2 separate regions of the Homo sapiens genome follow, and region 1 is linked to region 2. Evidence: read pairs that join two places in POLR2A ChIA-PET (ENCODE). Cell type or tissue: OCI-LY7. All regions are shown on one strand. Each heading gives the region's core, and the rest is flanking DNA. Links, peaks and the distances in the headings are about the cores only. Region 1 has its middle 430 kb from the start of GRM3. Region 2 has its middle 520 kb from the start of LINC00972.

Region 1 (4,412 bases), core at 98-4,097, 280 kb before region 2:
ACTTCTCCTTTTAGCCTGCGATATATCTGCCATGTGGTAATCTGCAGGTGCACTATATACGATGGATTGATTGGATCCCTTTACCGTCAATGTTACAGGAATTTTTAAAAGTATCATTATAAACAAAAAGTTAGGATTCAGAAGTTAAAATGAGGACCAGTCAAGCCAACATAAACTCTCCTGTCCTCAGAGGGTATTAACTAGGTCTGCTTTCATGTGGATGAGATAGCACACCTATAGCAACACACACATCAGTGGTGGGTTTTTTCATACAGTATGTAAACTTAGTGTTTGTATCTGTCAGATGCTGTTACTTATTCAGATCTGCTGTTACTTATTCAGATAAACGTGGTGCCTATTGAAACAACAGGATAGAACTACAGGTATTCAGTAAGACTGCAAAAACATTTTGGTGATTTAGCTAACAGTTTTTAATGGCTGTAGTAATTCAGTGAGGTAACGCTGGGGCATTTGTTATGAAGAATTCTATTACTTTCTGAAGGACAAATGCTTAATATTGGATGAGTATTTCAGCATTGTGACTGTTTGAAATTATTTTGTCTGAGAGTTTTTCTATAATCTTCCAGAAGTAGTGATGTTTGTAGTTGCTATAATTCAAGCTTTGGGAGTCCAAAAAAATAAAAGACTGCCTTCCTTTTAAGAAAAAAAAAAAAGGAAGTTTCTGGCCACAAGGGCATAGTGCTGTTCAATTAAGTGTTGAAGTAGTTTATAGTTACACTGCTTTTCTCCTCTGCAAAAGGTACTGGTAAATAAACCAGCTTTTCTGAATAGTCAGTCTTAAAATTTCAGGCTTACAATGTTAGTAGTAGAATTTTATTTAAAGGCCCTAAGTACCGATTTTTTAACGAGTGCTTTGATTTAAAACAAGTATTTGGAATAGCTGCTACAATGTATTCTTCCATGTCATTTTTTTTTTTAAGTTGACATGCAGTCTAATTGTTGTTTCATAAAAACTGGATATTTTCCTATGCCCATAATTAGTTTGTGAACCATGAAGAAAATGAAACTAGAAGATTTCCGATCAAGTCAGAAAATAAGAACTTCAGTGGTTGGTGATGTTGAGATTATTGTTAAACTATAATTAATAATTTGGATAGCAGTACTTATCTCTTTGTTGTAAACTCTCATAGCTGAATTAAGTATAATTTTTAGAATCTCAGTGCAGTTAATTCTTAGTGGGAAATCTGAAATCTAAAATTTAGATTTAAAAGGTACTGCATAAACATTATATCCATAAATTGCTTAGCTCCTTTTTATCATTTAGAATAATATGTATCATTACTGGAGTGAGCTGTTCTTGAAGTTATTTCAAGTTCTAGTGTTCACTTCTAAGTAAGAGAACTGAATGTACAGTTCTAGATATTTGGCAGTAAAATAGCCAAATCCATTCTTATGTCTTTTTGTGACTGTGCTCTGTACTACTGGTGAGTGCTCCATGGTTTCTACACTAGCTGCTACAAAATGTGTTTTTACATCCCTATGGCTATTGCCAAGGCTACAAAAAAAAAGCATAGCTGTATTTGAATACACCACTAACCCTTTGACTAGTAATGCATGTTTCTGCTTGATGTGCCTTGTTACAGCTACTTTTTTGTGCTAATAAAGGATGTTTGGTGTTCTTGTAAAAAAATTGAAATAAATAAATTTAAGTATGTAGAAATAGTATTGTCAAACTCAACATACATTGTAGGGATTAATGTCTAAATTTAACATTTTATTTGGAGAAGCAAAAATTGCAATTCAGAGCATACACGTAGATCTGGTGGTCTTTGATATGTCTGAAGAGCAAAGAAAAAGTTAGGGTTTTATTAGGAAGATAAATATTGCATATGGTTTTGAAAGAAAGCTCATGGGCACTAACGAATCTTTTTGGAGTCAGTAAACTCTGATTGGTGAGTGACGGTGATAGGTGATACTAATTTTAGAGTCATGGCAGGTGGTTTAACCCGCTACTAGGTAAAACTGGTCTTAAGGTTGCAGCAGACTGTTTCTGCAGCTGGCAGAGAATTCAGTTCTTGGAGCAGTGCTATATGCCCCAACTGACTTTCGATTCTGATTAATTGAGTATGACAAGAATGACTTGATTTGTAAAATTATCATTCAGAGTGTGAAAAATATTTTCTCTATTCTTCTATGAGAAAGGATAAGTCAATATTCTGCAGTCTTGTTTGCTTTTATTGTTCACCTACTTTATTTAAATTCAATTTGTCAGTAAAGCACATTTCCCTCATTATTCTCATATTTTAAAAATCTCTACTCTTGGCCTTTGAAATTTCATATAAATTTAAAATCATTTGTCAAGTTGCACATAAAAACGCAAAAAACTTTGAATCATTATGATTACATTGAATCTACAATGTAACTTTAGGAGTATTTACACTTGTATAAATTGAATTGTGTTTAGATAACAAGTTTATGCTGGTCTTGTCAAAGCTTTATTTTCTGTAGTAGTATTTGTAGGATTAACATTATTTATTCACTAGTAATGCCACCTGATTCAATAGTTCCTTTGTGAGAAGGTTTGATATTATGCACTACACTTTTTAATAGTTATAATAATATGAGATTTCAAATCTTCTTGAGTTAGTTTCAGTAAAATGCATTTTTTTCTAGAAATATTTACATGATATATTTTTATAGTTATGGCATAAATTTATACCTTTTTAAAATTTTTATAGTAATACAGACTATAAACAGCAATTACACCTTTTAAAGTTCTTGATACTTTTAATCTTTTTAGTAGTTTTATTTTCCTCATCAGTTTTGTTAGTAATTTTAAAGAATCAACTGTTTAATTGATCTTGTCCATTGTTTGTATATTTTTCAATATCATTAGTTGTTATCTATTTCTTTAATTTTTTATTTCACATTTTTATTTAGTTTCTTTCTTAGAGTTAGATAATTTCTGTATTTTCAGCATGTACTTTCTTCTAATACACAAGCTTAAATTTATGTTTTCTTTTAAGCATAGCTGCATTTCACAAGTTTTAAAATTCATTAGTTTTCAGCTCAAATTTTTAAAAATAGATACAAAACACAAATTAATAAGCCAGAAAAAAATGTAATCAAGTGTAATCGCTATTAAAAGAATGGTTAAATGGTCCCATCTTCAGAAAATTCATAAATTGATAAACGTAAACTAGAAAAAATTCACTTGAAAAATTAACATAGTTTTATAAATAAAATTTATACTCGTAAATTTTCAAACTATAGATATATACAAATATATAAATTTCTGAAATTTATATTTTTATTGAAGATTAAGGAATCACAAAACAGATTATTTCAGAACCATATAATAAAGATGAAATAAAGACAAAATATAAGCAAATAAACAAATACACAAACAGTTGCTAAAATTTTTGAAGAGAAATCTTACACATATACAGAATAAGTGTCTGAAAACTTATGATACAAAAGTTAGAAGGTTATATACTTTTTAGGGCATAGAGGCCTTACTAAAAGGGAATTTCTATGAAGACCATATGGTGTTTTTTAAATGTACAGATTAAATTTACATTAGCATTTACTTTACAGTATGTTCCAGAATGGCAGCTTTACAGGCTTGATATTAGATCTAGTTCAGTTATCAAGCAGTACTTATTTGATAATTTTTATAAGAAATCTTCCTGGAAGCCCACATATAGAGAGAAGCATATTGATTTCCTAGGTTTTATAGGCAGTAGAAGTGTCAGTGATTTATTTCTGAAACTCCTGGAGGAATGCAGCCTAGCCTTAGACAGGACTCAAGGCTGTCAACCAAGGTAGACAGATCACCACAATGTGTTTAGCAAATGATCATGCAGACTAAAGCCAAACATGCCCTCAAGGTGAGGGACAGTGCCGCAAGGCCGACTGGGGAGAATTTTCTGTAGACTGTGAATATTTAAATTTCTGTGAAAATCAAAAACATTGACAAAGCTTTAATAATTTTTTAAAGTTTCTTTTCCTTAAGAATAGTAATCAAATTAAATTAGCTTTGAATTTTAATAACATAATTGCTTGGGAAAAATACCTGTTTTTAATGCTTTTTTTGAAAAGAAAAATAAAACCCTAAAGAAAAGACAAGCAATATTTTGATTCTGAGGAATATTAATTCCCTATTGCATATTATAAGAAAATTTCTGTCATGCAGTTTTAATGATTGAGTCACTAAGATCGAAAGAAGAGTTTGGTATTTCTTGTTGAGCTGAAGTAATTGGGTATTCTGGGAATACAGTCATAGAAACAAGAACCATTTTTTTTCTGGAAAATCATAATGCAAATCCCCACCAATAATGCCCATGATACTTGACACTATTCTACAAATCAAAAGTCACACTCTTAGATTGTCAGAAGTTTTAAGCACTCACAGACACTACATCTTGTGGCAACAAATAGAAAATGCATCT
Region 2 (4,412 bases), core at 277-4,276:
TCCAATATAATCCAACCAATATTTGTTGATGCTAACTATGTACAATTCAATGTTTAGGATTCGAGTATGTAGGGATGACTAATACGAACTTACACTGTAATAACAGAGGAATGAGACAGGCCCAAATTGACCTTAGAAAAACCTAATCTCATATATACAAAGAGTAATGGGAGGAGAGGCAGAAAGGTGTCTTTAAAAACAAAATAGAAATATTGAGTAAATTTGCTTTGACAAAAGCCAAAAATTTATAGCTTACAGTCAATATTTACACCTGGTAATACTTTAAAAAGTGCTTATTACTTTGATAATATCATTTGGCAAATATTTAGGGCCTCCCTTTTAAAGGTGCCAAAAAGTTTCAATTTGTAGAGATTAGCTGTCCTTCACTGAGTTGGAAAGGACATAAGTACTAAAAAAGTACCTTTTGTTTTAGTCACTGCTGTCACAACAATCATTACACTCGATGAGACATTTCAAGTACATTCTTGTGACTGTGGAGTGAATTGAAACTACGATGGCCTTCCTCTGATCTCAAATTTTAAAATATGATCTGAAAATCTATTAAAGACCTAGAGAGCTCAAAAGTGGCATAACTATCACTTTACTGATGACCTGTATTCAGGGGCAGGGGCAGTGGGTATGTGTGGACATGAATGACATTTAAAAGAATTAGGCTTTACTGAATCTATGGGAGGGACTACGAAGAGCCTTTGTTATTTCTGAAAGATTTTATGCAGAGTCTTTCCTTCCCTGCCTTCTCTTTTGATTAATAGCATCCATGGTTTCACCATATAAAAGATTACAAAAAACCTTAGAAAATAAAAATAAAAATGACAATTTGTAGTAACATAGTGCACTATAGTTTCAAAGCATTTTTTATATACAATATTTTATACAGTACTCACAACTATTCTATGGGACATAGGACAGGTATTATTAGTCCCAAGTAAGGCTACAGAATAAAGAAGTATTTAATGGCATTTCATTTCAGGGTTAATGCTTTTACATTCTTAGTTAAAAATTTTTCTGATATTTGTATTGCTAAATGTTTGTGGCATGGGGCAAGTTTTAGGTGATGATGAGGACTGAAAGGTGAGATGTCCCTAAAAGTTTTAATGAAAATCAGCTTGAAGCTCTGTCTGTATATCTCTGTTTTAATTTGCATTTATATACATTTTAAATATCTAGTTTTCGTCATCAGTTGTTCTCCTTATTTTCTCTTTGAATGGTGAACTAGGATTTCCAGGTAAGAAAGTAATTTTATTTCTAACTTAAAAGCATAAAACTAGCCATTTTTGAAGAACAAAACAGAAAAAGAATTCTATCTGAATGGCAAGATTCAATCAGCACTTCACATTATAGTTTGTAAGAAAGACAGACAGATGGTAAAAAATAGAAAAAGAAAAGTTCACTTTATAAAACGGGAGAAAGTTGAGCAATTATCAATTAATTCTTCCTTCATTATAATTTAAAATTTTAACCCTTCATTCACGAGGTTTGCCTTTAATAATACCAAACAATTAACTCCATGTGCACAAACCACATTAATCATAGCGCTTGCAAAGGGAAGTTTTATGCTTTGCTCTGCCTTGCATTGCATTTTCTTTGAACTAGTTGATTTATTGGTTCTATTATGTATCTTAGCTAATTGTAGTTAATTTTTGTCTGTATTACCAACATCTGTTTGAAGTATAGATCCTATGAGTCTCTCATTTGAATTAATTCTGTTTAAAATTCTTTATTTTCTTTTGTGCTTATTGTCATTTAAAATCTGAAAATCAGATTGGTTTATGACTCTAAAATTCTAAACCCACCCACACAAACTAAGGACCTTCACATACCACTACTAGGTTCTTTCTACTGAGTTTTGTGGGAGAAGCAAGCATTTGGTGAAAAAAAAAGAGAAAAAAACAAAGTTATTAATCATTCAAAAAAGTAATCAATAATTCTTAAAAGTTAAAATGTGAGTATCTTTGTCCTCACTCATAATTCTTCTGTAGATCCACTGAGTAAGTCACTCAGGGGGCAGATACTGTCTCTCTAAGAACTCACCATGTTGCCTAATAAAATAGGATGATGCATTTAAGGAATAAAGTGTCTTAGTTTTAACCAGAGCAGCTGGCAGCTACAGTACATAATGATGTTAATGGAGTGACCTGTGCCTTCGTTCTTTATTTATATTTTTTAAAAGTCTTTCTTTTTAGCACCCACAACCTGGGTGGGTCATCCACTAGTAGCAGATCCTAACACCAATTATTCAGATGCCTCTTTTAAAAACATTCTTACACTCTGAGAAAACTAAAGGAAAGAAAAGCAAGACAAAACATAGCAGGTGCTCTTTATTTCCTTTAATCTATTTCTCTAAATATACAGGAAAAGTATTTCACTTGACAAAATACAACCTTCTCTGTGTCAACTAACTGGATTTAGAACCATCTTTCTTTAATTTGTTGTACATTAGTTTTCTTGTTCTGAAATGCTAACAATGAAAGAATCTTGTGGTGCTTCCTATCTGTGCATCTCTATGTACTTATCTAGGGATAGTCATATTTAGTATCTGCTTTTATCAGGAACATAGTCTATTATTAATTAGACATCTAATTTTTTGTAAGAAACAAAACCAGCACTTTGAAAATCTACATTTTGACTTGCATGAAGTAAAATAGCTAACTCAGTGTTTAATGTAATATAATATAAATGAAAACTTAATATGTATAATGAAAATTTGCATAATATAAACACTAATTGTTTAATATAAATGAAATATAAATGATGATATAAATGAAAACTTGCATAATATAAATGAAATATAATGAATATATTAATATAAATGAAAACTTGCATAATATAAACACTAATTGTTATCTTTAGATCTTCCTAGATTCCCAATTTTATTCCTAACTCTAAAAAATTATTTCTACTGACAAATTTACTTCACTTCTAGGCAAAAGCTACGCTACCATTTTGGTCTGCAGCCTCTTTTCTTTTCCTTTTCCTTTTCCTAAATTATACAAATTTTTTTAATGGAAAAACATTTAGAAAGATTTAGAAACATTGTAAAATGACAGCTTTGATTTGCTCTGTAAGGTATTTGACAATTTGATTATTTAATCTATTCAACACAAATATTGAAAAGCAATATATATTGTCTAGGACGAATACAGAAGGAATATTTATTACCAAAATACAGAAGCCATATAAAAGTAGGCTGTAGGGTATAAGAGATAATTGTCATAAAAAAGGCTAGGTTCTTGAATCAAAGGGTCAAACTCTACTTACCTGACTTTTTTTCCCCAACAAAATCTGTCTCTTTTAATTAGTGACTTTTCTTTCTTTTTAGACAATATTTTATTTTATTTTTTATTTGATAGATAAAATTGTATATATTTACTAAGTACTACATGATTTTTAAAAATATATATACATTAAAAAGTGGTGAAATCAAACTAATCAGCATATGCATCAACTTACATTGTTATCACTTTTTTGTGGCAAGAACACTTAAAATCTATTTTCTTAGCATTTTGCAAAAATACAATATATTGTTATGAGCCACCATGTTGTACAATAGATCTCTTGAACTTCTACTTACTTGATTTAAAGGAACAAAGTATGCCAAGCCTAATTTGAAGAATAAGCATGATTTTAAATAAATAGTCTTCCGACATTGGGAGGCCAAGGCAAGAAGATCACTTGAGGTTAGGAGTTCATGACTAGCCTGGCCAACGTGGTGAAAACCCACCTCTACTGAGGCAGGAGAATCACTTGAACCTGGGAGGTGGAGGTTGCAGTTAGCCAAGATTGTGCCACTGCACTCCAGCCTGGGCGACAGAGTACTACTTTCTCTGTAAAACAACAAACAAACCAAAAACAAACAAACAAACAAAAAATAGTCTTCTGAATACATAGCTTCTGGATGAGAAAAAGAGGGAAAGAGAAGGAAGAATCACCATCTGGCAAATAAATGGTGAAGATTCAAGAAGACAAAAGAAAACATTTGGTGTGATGGAAGGCAAAACAGAACCACAAAATCAGAGGATGAGCAATCAACAACTCATCTCCTATCACCAAACCAAACAACTATTCTAAAGTGACTGGATGTTAATAAATTATCAGAAAAGTAGGTTAGCAAATTACAAATCATGAAAAACTCCTCAATATCATAAAATGAATTAAAAAAAAGCTCATAGAAAACTGTATTGCAGAAGATCAGGTAACAAATGTTCATATAAAACAAATGAGGAAAAGTATCCCTTGGAGTAACAGTCATAAAGAATATAAATGGTAGGTCTACTAATCAAACAGAATTACATATATTCAATGAGCATTTGAAGATATTAAAACTCACCATGTACCAGAAACTTAAAAACAAACAAAAAACAAATATGAACAAAAAATAGGAATAAGTGAGA

The links. ChIA-PET counts read pairs that join two places held together with the same protein. Peaks named below come from ENCODE experiments on the same cell type or tissue, not always from the same donor. Only the 100,000 strongest peaks of a DNase experiment are listed, where the experiment ranks them.
Region 1: POLR2A ChIA-PET joins it to region 2 with 5 read pairs; 2 of 35 experiments call an interaction of 5 or more read pairs at or near these places.

What each region holds. Positions count from the first base shown.
Region 1 is chr7:86,212,520-86,216,931 of GRCh38, reverse strand. It overlaps the pseudogene SOCS5P1. Among named protein-coding and RNA genes, the nearest start is that of GRM3, 430 kb to the left of the region's middle. In OCI-LY7, for the core only: a CTCF peak has its summit at 711; a DNase peak (open chromatin) is centred at 1,981; H3K4me3 peaks cover 775 bases.
Region 2 is chr7:85,936,998-85,941,409 of GRCh38, reverse strand. No RefSeq gene overlaps it. Among named protein-coding and RNA genes, the nearest start is that of LINC00972, 520 kb to the right of the region's middle. In OCI-LY7, for the core only: no CTCF peak of the experiment used is centred there; no DNase peak of the experiment used is centred there.